Linked DNA regions of Mus musculus: region 2 is linked to region 1. A link is a loop called in an ENCODE intact Hi-C map of the cell type or tissue named here. Cell type or tissue: heart. All regions are shown on one strand. Each heading gives the region's core, and the rest is flanking DNA. Links, peaks and the distances in the headings are about the cores only.

What was found. A loop is a pair of places that touch in the nucleus more often than their neighbours do. Peaks named below come from ENCODE experiments on the same cell type or tissue, not always from the same donor. Only the 100,000 strongest peaks of a DNase experiment are listed, where the experiment ranks them.
Region 2: it touches region 1 in a loop (2.8-fold over the local background); 1 of 42 quality-filtered maps calls a loop at or near these places.

The regions. Positions count from the first base shown.
Region 1 is chr11:97,881,323-97,886,691 of GRCm38, reverse strand. Fbxo47 (F-box protein 47) reads left to right here and starts at 2,538. Exons shown (of 11, transcript NM_001081435.1): 1 at 2,538-2,769. In heart, for the core only: CTCF peaks have their summits at 1,931 (motif pointing left) and 2,559; DNase peaks (open chromatin) are centred at 2,361 and 3,001; H3K4me3 peaks cover 2,289 bases; H3K27ac peaks cover 1,807 bases.
Region 2 is chr11:97,742,530-97,747,898 of GRCm38, reverse strand. It overlaps Pip4k2b (phosphatidylinositol-5-phosphate 4-kinase, type II, beta), which reads left to right and starts at 3,195. Exons shown (of 10, transcript NM_054051.1): 1 at 3,195-3,453. The coding sequence starts at 3,295. Cwc25 (CWC25 spliceosome-associated protein) reads left to right here. Exons shown (of 10, transcript NM_026186.4): 10 at 430-2,429. The coding sequence ends at 544. It overlaps Mir8102 (microRNA 8102), which reads right to left and starts at 3,002; the gene lies at 2,864-3,002. In heart, for the core only: no CTCF peak of the experiment used is centred there; DNase peaks (open chromatin) are centred at 2,698, 2,998 and 3,578; H3K4me3 peaks cover 2,673 bases; H3K27ac peaks cover 2,038 bases.

The DNA.
Region 1 (5,369 bases), core at 227-5,226:
AAGGCCAGCACCACTATGACAGGCCTTTCCCTTCTTCCTCATTCCCTCTGCCTTGCTAAAACCCATTACTTTGTTTGTTTGTTTGTTTGTTTGTTTGTTTTACTTGTTTGTTTGTTTGTTTTACGAGACAGGGTTTCTCTGTATAGCCCTGGCTGTCCTGGAACTCACTTTGTAGACCAGGCTAGCCTCAGAAATCCACCTGACTCTGCCTTCTGAGAGCTGGGATTAAAGATGTGCACCACCACACCCGGCCTCCATTACTTTCCTAAAGCTAAGGTCTATCCTCTTATTTGTCCACCTCCTCCTCCTGAGGCTCACTACCAAGGTCCAGCTATCAAAAGACCCCCTTGGCTCACCTAACTAACATGCCCAATTAAAATGCAATACTTCACCCTAACTTGGGTTTTCCCTTTCCCCTTTATAAACTGCCTTTTTCCTATGGCCATGTCTGTCTCCTCTCTATCCAGAGGCATGTTGTCCTACACCCCACCACCACACAAATATACCTTCCCCTTTCCCTTGTCCCCTTCTCCCTCCTCCTATCTTTGTCTCTTATTCCCTGCCCTTTGCCCTCTGGGGCAGATAAATCCCCTTTGTGCCTAGAAGCTGGCTTGGGGTGTCTGGAGCAGATACTAGTCCCTTCAAGCCTTCTCTTTTACTTTTTATTTGAGACAGGGTCTTATCAACTTCCTCAGACTGGCCTTGACCTAACCCCGTGTCTCCAAGGAAGGCCTTGAACTTGTGATCCTCCTGCCTCTGCCTCCCAAGTAGTTGGAATGACAGGTTTGCACCCAAGCCTTCCTTCAGCTATTATTTCATCTGCTGTTTGAGTACAAGAATTAAGGTACAGGATAAGGAAGGCAGGGGGCAGGTAGTACTGAAGTATCTGTCCTAATTTAGTAAATGAGATACGAGACAGGTCATCTCAAGGTTACAGCACCACTTGGGGAAGTAAGTATGGCTACAGAAAAAGTCATGTAAAGTGGGTTTTTTTTTTTTTTTTTTTTTTTTTGCTTTTTGGGGGTAGGGTGGGGGTTTGAACCTGGGACCTCACATCTGCTAAGTACATACTAATGCTAATGCTCCCAACATCTAAGAGGTACAGATTTCCAAAAGAAACCTGGAGGAAGATTTAGAAGAGGGAAGTCAGGACTTTGAGGATGCTAGGGGTGGAAACTAGGCTCCAGTGTGTTCTAGGCAAGCATTCTACCGCTAGGCTACTCCAACCCAGGGAAGTCAGGGTATCTGTTATCTACTTTAACTGGTTGTTTGGTTTTCTTGTGTTTCTATGTGGATAGGTGTTTTTCCTGAATATATATGCCTATGTACCTGAGGAGTCTAGGAGGCCTGGACTACAAGAGACCCAGTCTCAAATAATATGTATCATTCTGTTATATCTTTAAGGCCTCCCAGACAGCCTGCCCCACTGCAGGCTTCCATCTGAATCAAGCCCTGCATACTGGATCATGATTTTTGTAATCCCAGCACTGTAACTGGCTCATGCAAGAGTCAGAGGTTTAGGCTAGCCTAGCACTACCCAACAAGACCTTGTCTCAAAGAAAAAGAGAAAAGAAAAAGACACAGAATCTGTAAATAAATGAGAATTTAATATTAAGGGCTTTGGGGGTGGGGTGGTTGAGCCAGATTCTCAAGTAGCTTAGGCTGGTTTAGCCTCCTGCCTCCATCGGGAAATGCCATCACACCAGGCATCTAACAACTTTTTAATGAAAAGCTCTTGTGACAGATCCTGTTGGCCCAGGGGAAGAGTGAATCGGAAACTGCCTTAAAACTGAGTGTAGGGATGGAGAGATGGCTCAGTGGTTAAGAGCACTGACTGCTCTTCCAGAGGTCCTGAGTTCAATTCCCAGCACCCACATGGTGGCTCATAACCATCTGTGATGAGAACTGATGCCCTCTTCTGGGTGTCTGAAGACAGCAAAAGTGGACTCCTAAACGTAAAGTAAATAAAATCTTTTTTTTAAAACCTGAGTGTAAAAAAACGTAGTGGAGCGTATAACTCCTCCAAGTTTGAGATCTCCATTTACAGCCTCCCCACTTACCCTACCATAAGAGCTCCCGTTTCTCCCGTTCAGCAACTTGGTGTCTAAAATGGAGGTAGCACGGGCTTTTAAGGGCCTCACTCCGAATAACATCCCTGAACAGGAGGGCACCATGGGAGCCTCTGCTTAGTATTCATGAGAGGGCGTGGCCTGCTTGGGGGCGTTTCCCGAGAAGGTTCTGGGTATTCATAAGGGAAAGACTGAAGAGCCGAGGTTTCTTTCTATTCGCGAGGGGGTGGGGCCTCCTCCCGTGCGTGGACTCCTGGGAGTGCTCCGAGCGATTCAAGAGAGGAGGCAAAAGAGCCGAGGATCCCGGCGTCTCATCCTTTCTTGAGAGGGTGAGGCTCCGCCCGCAGGGTTCCCGGGAGATCTCTGAATATTCATGAGGGGAGGGGCAGAGGAGGCGAGGCTGCTCGATATTCATGAGGGGGCGGAGCCTCCTCCCGCTGGGGCTCCTGGGAGAATTCTAAAATCTACTTGAGGCGACGGGGGCGCCCGAGAGCTGAGGACGCAGCTCCGGGGCGGAGCGGAGAGAGCGGAGCAGGATCCGCCCCCATTATCTGGCGGGAAAAGCCTGAGGAGATTTTTTTTTTTAATTTTTTATTTATTTTTATTTTTAAGTATTTGTGAAATCTGAGGATGGTGGGACGAGACGACTAAATCCCACTTTCCTGTGATACTGTAGCCGGAAAAACTGTCGAAATCTGTGGTAACAAGTGTTTTATATTCCCCAGTACTTCCGGTAGAAATAATTGCGTGTTTTTCAGCAGGTCCTATTTGATTTTTATGCGGGCCAGTTTCTGCTCTGGTTCCCTAGGTGACCTCTTTGGCGGTGTTTAGCGCTGGCAAAGGAACGTTAAGACAAAGCGCGGTGACTTGCTGGGGTATTTTTTCCCCTCCGGAAGAGGGTGTGGGGGCAGGGACGAGGTCGGCGCCCTTAGACCCGCCCCGTTCTCGGTGCGTGGGCGGGGCAGTGCTGCCTGTCACCGGCTCCTCGGAGGCCGAGGCAGGAGGCTCGAGAGTTCCACGCCCGCCGGGGAGCCACAAGGGAAAAACTGTATCCCATTGTCACAGGGCTTGTGCGCTTCGTACCTTCAGGCTAAGGGGAAAGCAGGAAGAGTTTGGTAGGAAATAGGTACTGTTTCCACAAAATCCTGCGCTCCTCCACCCCTAAAATAGGTCTGAGGGAGGAAAGGGAGACTTAAATGTTGGGGTTTTGTTTTCTTTTGTTTTGTTGGCTTTTTGTTTGTTTGTTAGTTTGTTTCCACTACAGTGTTTCTTTGTGAAACCACCCCAGCTGCTGTGGGACTTGCACTGTTAGACTCCCACAGACCAGGCTGACCTCGAACTCAGCCTTTGTCTCCCTTGTTGCTGGGACTATAGCTGTTCGCCAGTTGAGTCTAAGTTTTGAAATAACTGGGATCAGTTGGTTTTTGTTTTTTTTCTCTCAGAGATTTAAGTGAAAAATTATACATACACGTTATGTCTATACCCTTAATAGGTGATAAAGACCCCTGGGAGGAGGTTGTTTAGCCCCACACTAGTCTGACTAGGATGGAAGTTTCTGGAAGAAAAAGCAAATTTATGTTTTATTATAGTAAAAATACTTGAAAATTCTGTAGTAAGCATGGCAGTGGTGTTGCACGCCCTTAATCTCAACACTTGGTAGGCAGAGGCAGATGGATCTGTGTGACTGGATCTCTGTGAGGCCAGCCTGGTCTACTGAGTGAGTCCCAGGACAGCCAGCATTATTACACAGAGAAAATAAGGAAAAAAAAAAAGGTAAGAAAGAAAGAGAACAAAAGAAAAATTAAAATTAATAACAACCTTTTTAATTAAGTCAATCAGAATTCTTCCACTTGGAATTACATGAGGATATTAAAATACATATTCTTGTAGAAATACATGTATTGGCATTGAATTAAATTGTAATAAGATTACAAAATAGTATGAGTCCTTACTTTTTTGTCGAAAATGAATACATAAATACAATTTTCACAGTAATATAAACACCAAAATACATGAGTGAATTTAGTTTTCTTTCACTTAGCTGTGTTTTATAAAAATAAACATATTGTGTAAAGGTAGCCATTTTCACAATTACTAATCTGAAATTTCACTGAAATCTGAAGTAAAGCGCAACTATAGTCATTTGTTTGTTTGGTTTTTGAGACAGGATTTCTCTGGGTAGTCCTTGGTGTTCTGGAAATAGTTTTGTAGATCAGGCTAGCTTCAGACCCAGAGATCTGCCTGCCTCTGCCTCCCACCACCACCCTGCTTCACAATTTTTTGTTGTTGTTGTTTTGGGGTTTTTTATTTGTTGTTGTTGTTTTTGTTTTTCGAGACAGGGTTTCTCTGTATAGCCCTGGCTGTCCTGGAACTCACTTTGTAGTCCAGGCTAGCCTCGAACTCAGAAATGAGCCTGCCTCTACCTCCGGAGTGCTGGGATGAATGTTTTCAAATGTGTAACAATTTTGACTTGTTGTAAACTAAGATGTAACATAACAAGATAGATAAGTATCAATGTGGTTTTTAAGTTACTTTGTATAGAAAAAAAACAATATTTTTTTCAGCTATATTGTAACTCTTTGGTGGAATGTCTTTCTTGCCTCCAGTTCCTTCAGAGACCTTAGACTGGAGTTCCAAAACAAAGGGTACGGTTTTTTAACTAGAAGAGTAGACTAATACAAAGTCACTGCGTAATGCTTACTTTGCCTTTAAAGTGTTATTGTTTAGTATAAGCAAATAATCAATGATTTTAATATCATATTTAACAAATTCCCTTTAGGAAGTGACTGTAAAATCAAGCCCTGTAAACCCTTCCTAAGACTTATCTGTAACTGTTATTAACAAAAACTGGAAAGGAAGGAATTGTATTATTCACCTCTTATTTGACAGTATAAATTTAATTTTAAGTGAGATACAGTGGTAATTTACCTTTAATCCCAGTACTTGGAAGACTGAAGCAGGACCCACATAGTTAGCTCTTTTCCCAGATCTCCTACAAAATAATTTGATGTGAATAGAAATTTCCAAAACTTCAATGTCACTGCTTTTTTTTTTTTTTTTTTCCAAGACCGGGTTTCTCTGTATAGCTCTGGCTGTCCTGGAACTCACTCTGTAGACCAGGCTGGCCTGGAACTCAGAGATCTGCCTGCCTCTGCCTCCCAAGTGCTGGGAGGTATCTAGTTTTAATGAAATAAAAAAATTAAAAAAAAAAAAATTCTTGGGGCTGGCGCGATGGCTCAGTGGGTAAGAGCACTGACTGCTCTTCCGAAGGTCCTGAGTTGAAATCCCAGCAACCACATG
Region 2 (5,369 bases), core at 306-5,305, 140 kb after region 1:
GCCCACTGCTGGGGCTGGTGGTGCTGTTGTCTGTGTCCAGAGACCTCAGAACTCAGCCTTGGGACCACTCTTGGTACTGTTCCCAGTTTCTAACCAGATAATAGCATTTTTACTTGACATAGAAAAAGTAATTGGTATTTTTCCCAAATCACTGAAATTCCTTGGCCTTCCTTTTAAGTAAAAATTTGTGGCTCAGAAAACCTTTTTCCAATGAAACTTGACTTGTTTTCCAAAACAGATGAGTTTTCCCTTATGGACATTTAAAAGCCCTGGCTCCAGATGGAGTCCTTTGAAAATTGTCTATGTGGGCTGAAAAGAACTTGTATTTCTACAGTTCCTTTCTGGCTGCAAACCTGTTTCTTCTGATTCTGCCAGGGCTGACCAGTTGAAATGTCCTTTTTCCCCACTCCCCTGTCTTTCCTTCCCTAGCCGCATGAAGCTGGAGAGTGCGTCGACCTCCTCCCTGGAGGACCGCGTGAAGCGCAACATCCATTCCCTACAGCGGACGTCGGTGGCCCTGGAGAAGAACTTCATGAGGAGATGAGAACCAGTCTCTTGTACTGTTTTGCCTGAATTTTCCAGGGAGGCTACTGACTCCTTAAAATTCTCTTTATAAGAGTTCAGATGGCTTCCTGTACAGATGAGAACCCACCACTGTTCAAGTGCCCTTTGTCCACTGACTCCTGAAACACTTCACATCCGTTAAACACTGATGTGACCTGAATCGGGGCTCCTCAGGAACTTTGGCTGGATGTGGATGCACTGTGGGGTTTGACTGTGTTTTAGTGGCTGCCACTGGACGGCTTGGATGCTTGTTATCCCTCTTCCCTCCCACCTGAATGAATGGATCAGACTTCCAGAGGCCTCTCTTAAGAGCCACCCAGATGGACGGTGCTCACTGGGATAAACAAACATTGACTTTATTTAGTAGATTATGTGACAGGATAGCCAAGCATCAGGAAGAGCCAAGAATTGAAGAAGCTGGAAGAGAAAACAGAACCAAAAGCCCTAAGTGAACTGCTACCCACCCGGGCTTTACGCTGTAATGGTGTGATGTGTATATACAAATGTATAGTTCTATATTTGCTTTAAAAAAGTTAGCCTTGGGAGAACATTTTGTTGGATGACCTTGTCAGAAAAGTAACACAGTAGTTACTGGTAACAGAGGGATACTGACCTTCTTTGTCATTTGGACATGACTTTGTCCTCTACAAATGTGTTAGGCTACATTTATAGGTATGTACTGGCTTCAGGAAGGACACACCTGCCAAGGGACATACATATCCTCCTCTGTTCCTCGGCATCCTACAGTGGGCACCCAGTGGGGCAGGAATCAGGACCCATGTTGTCCGATGACTCCTGAAAGAAAATACTTGGGAAGCTTTTTGCTTTCTGGCTAATTTTTATTTGTTTGTTTGTTGAGGCAGGGTCTCTTGTAGCTCAGGCTAGCTTTGATTGGACCGGGGAGCTGACGGTGACCCTGCACTTTAGCTCCTCTGACCACACACAGTTGCTGCTCCTGCCACTGCTGCTTTGTGGTTTGTCTGTGATACAGGGCCCTTGCTGGTCCAGGGCAGCCTGATGGTGGCTCTCCTGCCTCAGCCTCCTGAGTGCTGGCTGCGGTTAGGCCATCCCCATCCTCCAGCTGCCTTTATCCTGTAATAACTAAAAATCTAAGACAAGACTCAAGGGGCCACACCCATGTCTTTACTGCCATTCCTTTCTCTATTCTTTCACCAGAAGCCCTCATTTGTTTGACCAGGGAACTTCTAGGTGCTTTTTAAACAGACGACAGATTCACCCTAGCGGTAGCTGACCTTAAACTGTAGATCTCCTGTTTTAGTCTCTGGAGCTGTGATTACAGACCATCTGGCCCTCAGAGGTGCTCTTAATTCATATATTAAGCCATTTCGTTGTTCTACCAGTTCCTAATTTCTCCTAAAATATGTTTGGATTTAAGCACTAAAATTCCAGTCACTGTAATTATTGTTGTTGTTACTTTTTGAGACAGGGTTTCTCAGTATAGATAGCCCTGGCTGTCCTGGAACTCACTCTGTAGACCAGGCTGGCCTTGAACTCAGAAATCTGCCTGCCTCTGCCTCCCAAGTGCTGGGATTAAAGGCATGCGCCACCACGACCGGCTGGCACTGTAATTCTTAAAACTCAGTTTCTCCCCAGACAATATAACATTATTCATTTAATCATCTCATCCTTCTGCCCTATGTTATAGTTAATTATGGCTTTTATTTTATTACTTGGTAATAAAGGCTACATTTATTTTTGTAACTGTGTAGAGCGATCTACCACGTGCCTGGTACTGAGTCTTGATATCCCAAGTGTTGACCTGTGATTTGTGTCGGATACAGAGACCCTTCGACCAAGTGGAATTACATAATAAACCATGGGCAGTTTATTCGAGATTTCTTGGAGCAAGAATGAAAGGATTATTACAATACGCGTCTACAGATGCTAGTGGTGTCTAAACTTGACCATCGGGATAGAGGAGGCTAGGCGGCAGGTGGGTGGGCGCGCGGCCCATTCATAAAACCTAGGATTCCCGGCCTGCTCCTCTGATTGGCCCCCGGGAAAGGGGGCGTACCTTGCGGGTGGAGCGAGCCGTCGGCCCAGGGGAGTGGGAAGATCCACGCTTGGGTGGAGCGAGGGGGCGGTCCCTGGTTTTCTAGGCAGGACTTCCTTTCCCCTTTGCCGCGTTACTCCTCTGTCCCCCGGGGTGGAGATGGTATGTTCCAGCTTCTTCTCATGCCGGCCCCTCTTCCCCTCCCGAAGCGGCGGCGCTGCCGCCATTTTAGTACTTCATGTGGAGGCAAAGTCAAAGCCCGGCCTTGAGGGTGTCCGAGTAGGGAGCCCTTCTTGCCGAGTGCCTCGAGGCTGTCCATCCCCAGTCTTCCTCGTTCCCCCGCGTGAAGCCGGCTGGGTTCCCTTCAGGCCGGGAGAGGAGGAGTGGGCGGGGCAGCTGCAAGCGCCCGGGGACGGGCGGTACCATTCCGACGGGGAGGGGAGAGCCGGGATCCAGTGGGCGGTGCCGCCCGGGGGCGGGGTGAGGATCAGGCTGGCCTGCTCCCCGGGGCGGGGCGGGGCGGGGCGGGCCGGCGCAGCGAGGGCGGGGCGTGGGGCGGACGGAACCACCGGGGCGGGGTGGGGAGGTAACGGGACGGGCGCGACCATGGCTCGGTGAGGCAGCGGGGGTGGGGATCGGTTCGGGGGAGGCCTGGGGCCGCTCGCTGGTGCGCTGTCTCCGCCGCCCCCCCTTTCGCCGCCGCCGCCGCCCCGGGCATGTCGTCCAACTGCACCAGCACCACGGCGGTGGCGGTGGCGCCGCTCAGCGCCAGCAAAACCAAGACCAAGAAGAAGCATTTCGTGTGCCAGAAAGTGAAGCTATTCCGGGCCAGCGAGCCGATTCTCAGCGTCCTGATGTGGGGGGTGAACCACACGGTAACCAGCTTCCCCGTGCGCGCCCCCACTCCCTCCGGCCTCGCCACGCTCGCCCCGCGGGTGACGCCTGCAACCCTTCCGCCGAGCCACTTGCATGCCCGCCCACCCGTGCACGCTGTCCGGCCGGGCGTGCACTCCCCGTTCGCCACGCGAGGCCTGGTGTCCCCGTGCTATGCCGTCGTCGTTTCCCCTTCGCTCCAGCCCCTCTGGCTTCTTGTGTCCGTATGCTGGCTCCGTGCAACCCCGGAGCTTCCGAGGGAAGGCCTGGGTGCTGCAACGACGCTGCTTCTACCCTCAGCGTGTTTGTTGCATGGCTATTCCGCTTGTCTCTTATAGCTGGCTACCACATCATTGCTCAGTTGACAGGGCAAGTGGGACTGGCTTGCCTGAATGTTCCTGTTTGTGGTCCTTTGGGTGGTATGGCTGCTCAAAGTTTCCCATCTTCTAGGCCTCCTTACCCCTGACTGTGGACATCCTCTCTGGGTTTCCTTTTTTTCTTCTTCTTCTTCATGAAGACGTATCAACTGGAGAAGCAGAGACTTCTCCAAACCACAGACACTTGACTTGTGTTCCCATGGATGAAGGATAAGTGCGAGCACAAGGCCCGAGGGAGTGTAGACTTGGTTATGGAAATAATGTATCTTCCTCGTTCTTCTGTGATGTTTCAAAGCCATTGACTTCTCGTATGGTTTTCCAGGGTGTGATAATGGTGATTACTGTCTCAGATGAGTGGTCCTTTGGGTCCTGGGTGCTTTGGGATGGTGCAGCAGCCTCTGCCAAGAAGTTGGATGTGGCCGACGTTAGCTGGTTGGCTCTGTTTATGTGCTGTTTGTTTGGGATCTGCTCTCTTTCGGTGGCTTGCTCTCTGCCTTCTCACCGTTTCTTTGTGAGTCCCTACACTGAGAGCAAACAGAGGAAGTGAAAAGACCTGAGGTGCTGACTCCACCAGCCACAAGTTTAGAATGGGGGTGGGTGGGGGGAGGATAACGGGTCGGGTCTCCTTCGGATTTCATTCTTTAGGCTCCATGACTTTTCTGAACACTTGAAATTGTCTACAAGACCAAACAATGACCCAGGGACCCAGGGTCAGGGAGACTTCATTTTCTCTTGCTTTGGTAGAAGACCTAGAGGGTCCTTTGGCTAGAGATTGAGGGACAGCCACCTACACCAGCGTAGATCTCCACGTCTTAGAGAAGAGCGCATGTGTTTGTGAGGTCCTCTCAGGCCTCTTAGTCTTGGGCACATTCCCCTTTTCCATGGAATCCCTGGGCTTAATGAGTGTCCTGGCCGGGAAGTGGGATGCCCGGACCTCTAAAGGAGCTGGACATCAACAGTGAGCAGAGCTTGCTCCTCTTGCTTCGGGGGTCATCTGACATTCCCAGGGAAACTGGGTCAGCAAATTGTGAACCCTGCATCCCTTTCTGGGAGTCACTCCTTGATTTTGTTTGACATCTGGCCTCTCACTAGAAAGCATCCTGTAGCAAAAGCCTGAAGGTGGGTAACTTCATTTCACTCCGGAGACCGAACAGAGCCTTTGGCTCGGGGGTAGCTTGCCTATGCTTGCCGTGAAGATACAGTTCCTTGTCCAGCACCAAGAGGCTCTGTTGGTTAGTGGCGGTTCTTGAGTGACAGGCCTTTTGTTCCTTTTACTCTCTCAGCCATGACCAAGCATCTCAACTTGAATATATACTGGGGAAAGGTGTGTGTGTGTGCACACGCGCACACTCACTGGGCATGCCGGTTCCTGGGATTGTATATGGTATTTGGATGGTATTTGGTTTTCTCATGGGCAAGCAATAAGTCTGCGAAGACCTGGGCATCTGATGGAAAACTGAGGGCAAGAGAGCATGGTGGTTACTGTTGCCCTTTGCTAACTTGAAGGAAGTTTGGTGGGCTAGCTGGAAAAGCCCTGACTT